Regions from separate parts of the Homo sapiens genome. Here region 2 is linked to region 1. A link is an interaction called in ENCODE POLR2A ChIA-PET data of the cell type or tissue named here. Cell type or tissue: PC-9. All regions are shown on one strand.

Region 1 (4,000 bases):
GATGAATTTATAGAAATGCAGCCTAAACCCACACAAATTTGCATCCATTTTAAAGAGATCTTGAATTCTACTTAGTAGGCCCAAGCTGAAAGCCTGGCCCAGAGGATCAAACCTCAAAGACTGGCCACACACTATGCACATTCCACAAGGTCCCCACACTGGATAGGACCTTAGAGGTCATCTTTCTAGCTCTACTTCCAAGGTGTACAGATGGGGAAGCTGGGGCCTGGAAGGGGCAGAGAGCTGGGACTCGAGCTCCATCTCCCCCTCTCCTGTCTGCAGCACCCCGAATCTGCTTCTTCTGTGCACCGCCATAGGGCCTTTCAATAACCCCCCACCTCTGTGACCTGATGAGTCTCACCACCACATGACACTGCAACAAAAGTCAGTTCTACATCTTACTCTGACAAAATGCTCTCTTGTGAGCTGAAACAGATTCTTTACCTCAGTAGGAGGATTTCAGAACAACCCCTTTGACTGACCCTCTTCCAAAGATGCCTCTTGGTTACATTAGTTTTATTCCTGTGGTTAAAACTCCTTGTGATGCCAGGTGCGGTGGCTCAAGCCTGTAATCCCATGGGAGGCCGAGGCAGGTGGAGCACCTGAGGTTGGGAGTTCAAGACCAGCCTGACCAACATGGAGAAACCCTATCTCTACTAAAAATAAAAAAATTAGCTGGGCATGGTGGTGCATGCCTGTAATCCCATGCTGCCTGTAATTACATGCATGCCTGTAATCGGGAGGCTGAGGCAGGAGAATTGCTTGAACCCGGGAGGTGGAGGTTGTGGTGAGCTGAGATTGCATCATTGCACTCCAGCCTGGGCAACAAGAGCAAAACTCCGTCTCAAAACAAGCAAACAAACAACAACAACAAAAAAACTCCTTGTGAGAGAAAGGGCGGACAGCATCCATTATAGTTTTCAATGTCCTTTCATTCTAATTTACTCATTACTTATTGAGCATGTTATTAATGTGTACTTAAGACTTTGGGTAACATATGGATTATATACGACATATATTTTTGCATCTTCTTCTGATATCAATAGGAAGATTGTTCTTATGAGGAGTTTAAATACTTTACAAAATAAGTATAATTTAAATATTATTTTTGGCCGGGCATGATGGCTAATGCCTGTAATCCCAACACTTTGGGAGGCCGAGGTGGGCAGATCACTTGAGGTTAGGAGTTTGAGACCAGCCTGGCCAACATGGCGAAACCCCGTCTCTACTAAAAATACAAAAAATTAGCCAGGTGTGGTGGCAAGTACCTGTAATCACAGCTACTCGGGAGGCTGATGCAGGATAATTGCTTGAACATGGGAGGCAGAGGTTGCAGTAAGCCAAGATCACACCATTGCACTCTAGCTTGGGCAACAGAGCAAAAACTCCATCTCAAAAAAACAAAACAAAAACAAACAAACAAAAAATACAAAAATTAGCTGGGCATGGTGGTGCAGTCCTGTAATCCCAGCTACTTGGGAGGCTGAGGCACAAGAATGGCTTGAACCTGGGAGGCGGAGGCTGTAGTGAGCCGAGATCGCGCCACTGCACTCCAGCCTGGGTGACAGAGTGAGACTCCGTCTCAAAAAAAAAAAAAAAGAAATATGATTTTTAACAGAATATGAGGTAATTAAAAAGCAATCCAACTAAGGTGACAGTGCATCCACCTTGGGCCTGGCACTAGCTGGAAATCACTGCTCCACTTGCATTAAGCTTACCCGTGGAGAAGCCCTGGTCCCAGGATTTTAAGGGTGCTATGCGCTCAGTCTCCACAGCACCTCCTCTGGAGGCGACCTCTGCTGACACTCTCTTCATACCAACGAGGTGAATTTGCCCGGGTTACTTCCTGGTAAACTACGAAGCCACAGTGTAAGCCTAGGCCTGGGGACAGGCTAGAATGTAAGCCTAGGTCTCCCACAAGCCCGCGCTCTTAGTGCCTGGGGACACAGCCCCTGACCTCAAAGATCTGCAGAACGTGAAGGACTAGATTTTGAAATTTCACCTCATAAAATAAAATAGGTTCCAATAAGTCATTAGGTCTCAAAGACTCATTTAGCCATTAAATATAACAAGACACGTATCTCCCAAACACAATATTTTATGCCATATTGTCAAATGCATTTTCTAGTCACACCATTAATTCCAGTTTCCAGATTATTTTACTGCGATGCACCGTTGGACAGCTTGCTGAGAATTCACCTAGGACGGTGTTTGTGCATGGAAACACCTCGTTGTCCAGTTTGGAGGGGTAAGCAAAAGACGCTGGGATGAGTTCACACTGGGTTTGGTTTTATCTTAGGCATGTTGCTAGTGTATCTGAACCTCAGCTTTATCACTGGAAAAATGGCTCTGATGATACCTACCTTGTACATTTGTTTGAGGAAAAATGAGAACAAGTCTAAAGCTACCGGCACAAGCTCTCAATCAGTGGTAGTTATATGTAGCTGAAATGGGGCAATGGAGAGTCTAGACTGTTTCTATTTTAGACATTATTATCATAAATGAAAAGCTTAAAACTACAGTACATACCTTTTCTTTCAAGATGAAGGCAGTTTCCAGATGCAGAATCAGCCGATTTGAGATGCCTGTCTTGGTGACTGGCCTCTCCCAAGCTATTTTATAAGCTTCTTCAGGTCTCTGATGTTTACTTTTCATGCATGCCACGCCCGCCGCCCCCATCCAGTCAGGAGGGTTGGCCTAAAAGCTTAGTCTGTATCGAAACACAAAGATGGGATGTTGTGTCCATCCTCCTCCCCCGATTTCCTTCACAGCTGCTCCCTGAAGAAGAAATGAGATATTGTTTTCGCGCGCGCGTGTGTGTGTGTGTGTGTGTGTGTGGGTATGTGTGCGAGAGAGAGAGAGAGTATGTGTGAGAGAAAGATAAAGTATATTTTCATCCAAAACATTTTTTTTTTTGCTATGTGGATTTTCTAATTTAATTTTTTTGGTCAGAATGCACTTTTAAGTTCCAGCAGGACGTGTTGCAACATGTTTTCAAACATCTGGTATTTATTTTTCATTTTTGTGTAAATGAAAAATCAACAAGCTCATTTCCTGAAGTGGAACATGGAGTTCCTGACTCCACTAATGGGAGTCAGGTAATGGCGCGAGGGTTATGAGTCAAAGCTGGCTTTCTCCAGGATCCTGGGCAGCCCCCTAACTTCTCTGAGCCACAGTCTCCTCGTTGTAAGTAGGGGCTGTCATTCTTTCTCCACCAGAGCCAGACGTGTAGGGGAGATACCAGTTCTCTAACAACTGGGGCTAAAAGTTGAGAATGCAGAAGACATCTTCTGTCGCTCTGTTCTCTGTCCCTTTTATGACCCTTGCAGCGAGAAGTTCAAGACAGTCTGTCACTGCTTGGGGGTGGGGGCCGGGGTGGTGGGGAGTGTGGACTTAAACCCAGGGGTGCTTTTGGTCCAGCCTTATCTCTCCTGGTGGAATGAACAACTTTGACTCTTGTGAGTGAGATTCTATGTCTTTGTGATAGGCAGGAGGTATGTTTAGAGACATTTAGATAAGGCAGTGCCTTCGTAGTAGACTTAGACTCCTAAATGAAATTCATTCTAAAATATGTAAGCAACAGAGATACATTTACAGCACTGAGTCTATAAACATGAAAACAACAACACAGATCCGTAACATCCCAAACGTTGTGAGCGCTTTCTTTAAGATGTTCTTTGCCTTTTCAGAAACATAAGAAATTCCTACTACCACCCAGGGCCTGCCTCTCGCTGACCTCCTGTGCTGCCCTCCCCTAAGAGCTCTGTGTAGCTCCCTTCCCCACTCCAGGTCCCTGATCAGATGACACTTTTCCCTAAAAAGCTTCCTGACCTTTCAAAAATAGCACTCTTGTCACTGTCCCTTTCCCTGCTTCATTATATCTTTACCTGAAATTCTCTCCTTTATTTATACATTATCCTGCTTAGTATGTTTTCCCCAGGAGGATAGGAGCTTGAGGCGTGCCAGGAGTTTGTCTCTTTGACTCTGTGTTGTGCCCCAG
Region 2 (4,000 bases), 50 kb before region 1:
CTTAAAAAGAATCAATGTAAATGTTACACTGATTTAAATAATGCTTTCCACATTTGGTCTAAATTGTTAAGGTTTTACTGCAGGTATTTTCAATTTCCCAGATCCTGAAATACCCTTTAAGAATAACATACTCAACATTTTAATAACATATTCCCTTTTCCATACTCTCAAAATGGTTTGATGAGTTACCTTAAAAATTATACAGGCCTACTCTTGCAGGTGACTTCGTATTCTTTTGCTTTCTACCCTAATATACCCACAGTGTCCCCATTTCGGACTAAGCACTTTTTTTCTTCATTTTTTAAAATTGTGGTAAAACATACATAAAATTCACCATTTTAACCTTTTTGTTTTTTGGTTAATCTTCCCTGTATCATTCCAATTTTAGTGCACGTGCTCCTGAAGTAAGCACTAGCCATTACGAAGTGTACAATTCTATGGCATTAAGAACATCACATCATTGTGCAAGCATCACCACCATTCATCTCCAGAACTTTTTCATCTTCCCCAACTGAAACTGTACTCATTAAGTACTAACTCCCCACTCTCCCCAGCCCCTAGACCTGGCAACCACCATTCTACTTCTATCTCTAGAAATGTGACCACTCTAGGTACCTCGCAGAAGCGAAATCATGAAGTATTTGTCCTTTTGTGACTGGCGTATCTCACTAAGCATAATGTCTTCAAGGTTCATTCATATTGTAGCATGTGTCAGAATGTCTCTCTTTTTTTAAGAGACTGGGTCTCTGTCACCCCAGGCTAGAGTAAAGTGGCATGATCATAGTTCACTGCAGTCTCGAACTCCTGGACTCAAGTGATCCTCCTGCCTCAGCCTCCTGACTAGGTGGGACCACAGGTACGCACCACCATGCCCAGCTAATTTTTCTTTTTCTTTTTCTTTTTTTTTTTTTTTTTTTACAGGTGGAGTCTTGCTATGTTGTCAGGCTGGTATCAAACTCCTGGCCTCAAGCAATTCCCCTGCCTCAGCCTCCCAAAGTACTGGAATTACAGGTATGAGCCACCACACCTGGCCATAATCAAATTAATATGTCCTTAGTATTTGAAAAAAGTCACCTGCCAGGAGTGGGACTGTGTAATTTTTAAGGGAACTCATCACACTCTTCTGGGACTGAACTAGACTGGGTAAACAGAGCTTGCTTTAACAATACCGATGTCTTCAGATGCCTAGGCTTCTGCCTGTCACATAGTTGAGCTTGTGGCAGAAAACAAAAAACAAATTTAACCGGGAGACAGACACTGAAGGTTCAAGTTTCAGTTACCCTTTACTATAGAGAAGCCAAAAAAAAATCTTCTCTTGGACTCTATTTATAGTTGACCCTTGAATATTATGAGTTTGAACTGTGTGGGTCCACTTATATGCGGATTTTTTTTCAACAAATCTACTGGAAATTTTTTTGGAGGCTTGTGACAATTTGAAGAAACTCAGATAAACCACATAGCCCAGAAATATTTAAAAAAACCTTAAAAGTTAGTTATGTCATAAGTGCATTATACATAGAGAATAGTCTACTTTATCATTTACTACCATAAAATATTCACAAGCCTAGTTAAAATGTAACGTTAAAATTTATCAAAACATGCACATACAACACATGGTGTTGGATCTGCAGTTGGATCATAACTGCATAAAATTAACTACAGTACATACTATTCTATGTCACAGTTTCACAGCTATCTCTTGTTGCTACTGCAGTCTCCTCAAGTGTTGCAAGTTTGCTTAAAATGCTCTATGATGCGGCCAGGCACGTCTGTAATCCCAGCACTTTGGGAGGCTGAGGCAGGTGGATCACTTGAGGTTAGGCGCTCGAGACCAGCCTAGCCAACATGGTGAAACCCCGTCTCTACCAAAAATACAAAAAAATTAGGCATGGTGGCTTGCGCTTGTAGTCCTAGCTACTCAGGAGGCTGATGCAGAAGAATCACTTGAACCCGGGAGGCAGGGGTTGCAGTGAGCAGAGATCATGCCACTGCACTCCAGCCTGGGCAACAGAGTAAGACTCTGCCTCAGGAAAAAAAAAAAAAAAAGCTCTATGATGCTAGTTGTTTCAGTGTGAGTAGTTTGTTGCTCCAGTAAATTGCCTGTTGCAATAAAAAGTGATCTGTCTTGGTTTTTGAGTATTTTTTATCCTATTTAGTGCAATATTGTAAACCTTGAGTAACACCATGGGAGTCATACAAAATGCCACTAGAGATGCTGGAAGCATTCCCAAGAAGCAAAGTTGTGACATTACAAGAAAAAGTAGAACGCTTGATGAGTACCTTAGATGGAGCTCTGCAACTGCGGCTGCCCATCATTTAAACATGAATCCACCATAAAGACCATTGTAAAAATAAAATCAAATAAAAGGAAATTCACAAAGCTGTCACTGCAGTAGCGATACCAGCATGAAAACCTTGCATATTTTGTGAAGTGCCTTTTGTATTGCCGATGCATCTTTTATGTGAGTGCAGGATTGTACAAGACTATAGACTCTAATATGATTTGAGAAAAAATGATGTCACTATATGATAACTTAAAGCAAAAAGAAGGTGAAGAATCTAAAGTTGGAGAATTTAATGCGAGCAAACAATGGTTTGATAATTTTAGAAAGAGGTTTGGCTTTAAAATTACAAGATAACAGAGAAGCAGCTTCTGCCAACCAACAGGCTGCAGACGAGTTCCCAGAGGCCATTAAGAAAATCACTAATGAGAAAGGGCCAGGTGCAATGGCTCACACCTGTAATCCCACACTTTGGGAGGCTGAGGCAGGAGGATCTCTTGAGCCCAGGAGTTTGAGAACAGCTTGGGCAACCATAGTGAGACACTATCTCTACAAAAAATTTTTAAAATTAGCCAGGCATGATGGCACACACACACCTGCAGTCCCAGCTACTTGGGGGTGGCCTGAAGTGGGAGGATCACCTGAGCCCAGGAGGTCAAGGCTGCAGTGAGCCATCTGCAATCGAGCCACTGTAATCCAGCCTGGGTGGCAAAGTGAGACTGTCCAGAAAAAGAAAAAATTATTAAGGAGAAAGGACATCTGATCTGCCTGTACAGGTTTTTAATGAGAATAAAAGTGCCTGATTCTGGGGAAAAAAATGCCACAAAGGACATTTATTTATAAGAAAAGAGAAGCAAGCATCAGGATTTAAGGCAGGAAGGGACAGGCTAACTCTACTGTCTTGTGCCAATGCAGTAGGGTTTATGATCAGAACTGTCCTTAACTATAAAGCTGCTAACCCCGGAGCCTTGAAGGGAAAAGATAAACACCAGCTGCCAGTCTTGTGGTTGTAGAAGGTCTGGACAACGAGAACCCTCCTGGTTCCGTCCATGTTCTGTCCCCAGGGTAAGGAAGTACCTTGCCAATACAGAACTGCTTTTAAAAAAAAAAGAGAGATAGGGCATTACTCCATCGCCCAGGCTGGAGTGCAGTGGCACAATCATAGCTCACTGCAGCCTCGAACTCCTGGGCTTAAGTGATGTGACTGTGTCAGCCACCTGAGCAGCTAGGGCTGCAGGCTCAAGCCACGTGCCTGGCAGTAAAGTACCTTTTAAAGTTGTTTTGATTCTGGACAATGTCTCTCTTTGGCCACCTATGAACCCTATGAGTTCAACCCTATAAAGGTGTCAAGGTGGTTTACTCGTCCTCAAACACAACATCTCCAATTTAACCTCTAGATCGGGGGTCACAGAGGACCTTTAAGATTCAGCACACATGGCACTCTACGCAGTGGTCCCCAACCTTTTTAGCACCAGTGAGCGGTTTCGGGAAAGACAACTTTTGCGTGGTGTGGGGTCGGGTGGGAAGGTTTCAGGATGAAACTGTTCCACCTCAGATCATCAGGCATTAGACTCTCATAAGGAGTGGGCGACCTAGAGCCCGCGCATGCACAGTTCACAATAGGGTTCACACTCCTATGAGAATCTAATGTCACCATTGATCTGACAGGAGGTGGAGCTCAGGCACCTGCCACGTGGCCTGGGGTGTGGGGATCCTTG

The links. Peaks named below come from ENCODE experiments on the same cell type or tissue, not always from the same donor. Only the 100,000 strongest peaks of a DNase experiment are listed, where the experiment ranks them.
Region 2: POLR2A ChIA-PET joins it to region 1 with 5 read pairs; 11 of 35 experiments call an interaction of 5 or more read pairs at or near these places.

Annotation. Positions count from the first base shown.
Region 1 is chr3:195,581,349-195,585,348 of GRCh38, forward strand. It overlaps APOD (apolipoprotein D), which reads right to left and starts at 2,592. Exons shown (of 5, transcript NM_001647.4): 1 at 2,530-2,592. RefSeq lists an enhancer at 2,043-2,212. In PC-9, no CTCF peak of the experiment used is centred here; a DNase peak (open chromatin) is centred at 1,813.
Region 2 is chr3:195,531,318-195,535,317 of GRCh38, forward strand. All of the region lies in intron 1 of PPP1R2 (protein phosphatase 1 regulatory inhibitor subunit 2), which reads right to left. Among named protein-coding and RNA genes, the nearest start is that of PPP1R2, 10 kb to the right of the region's middle. In PC-9, no CTCF peak of the experiment used is centred here; no DNase peak of the experiment used is centred here.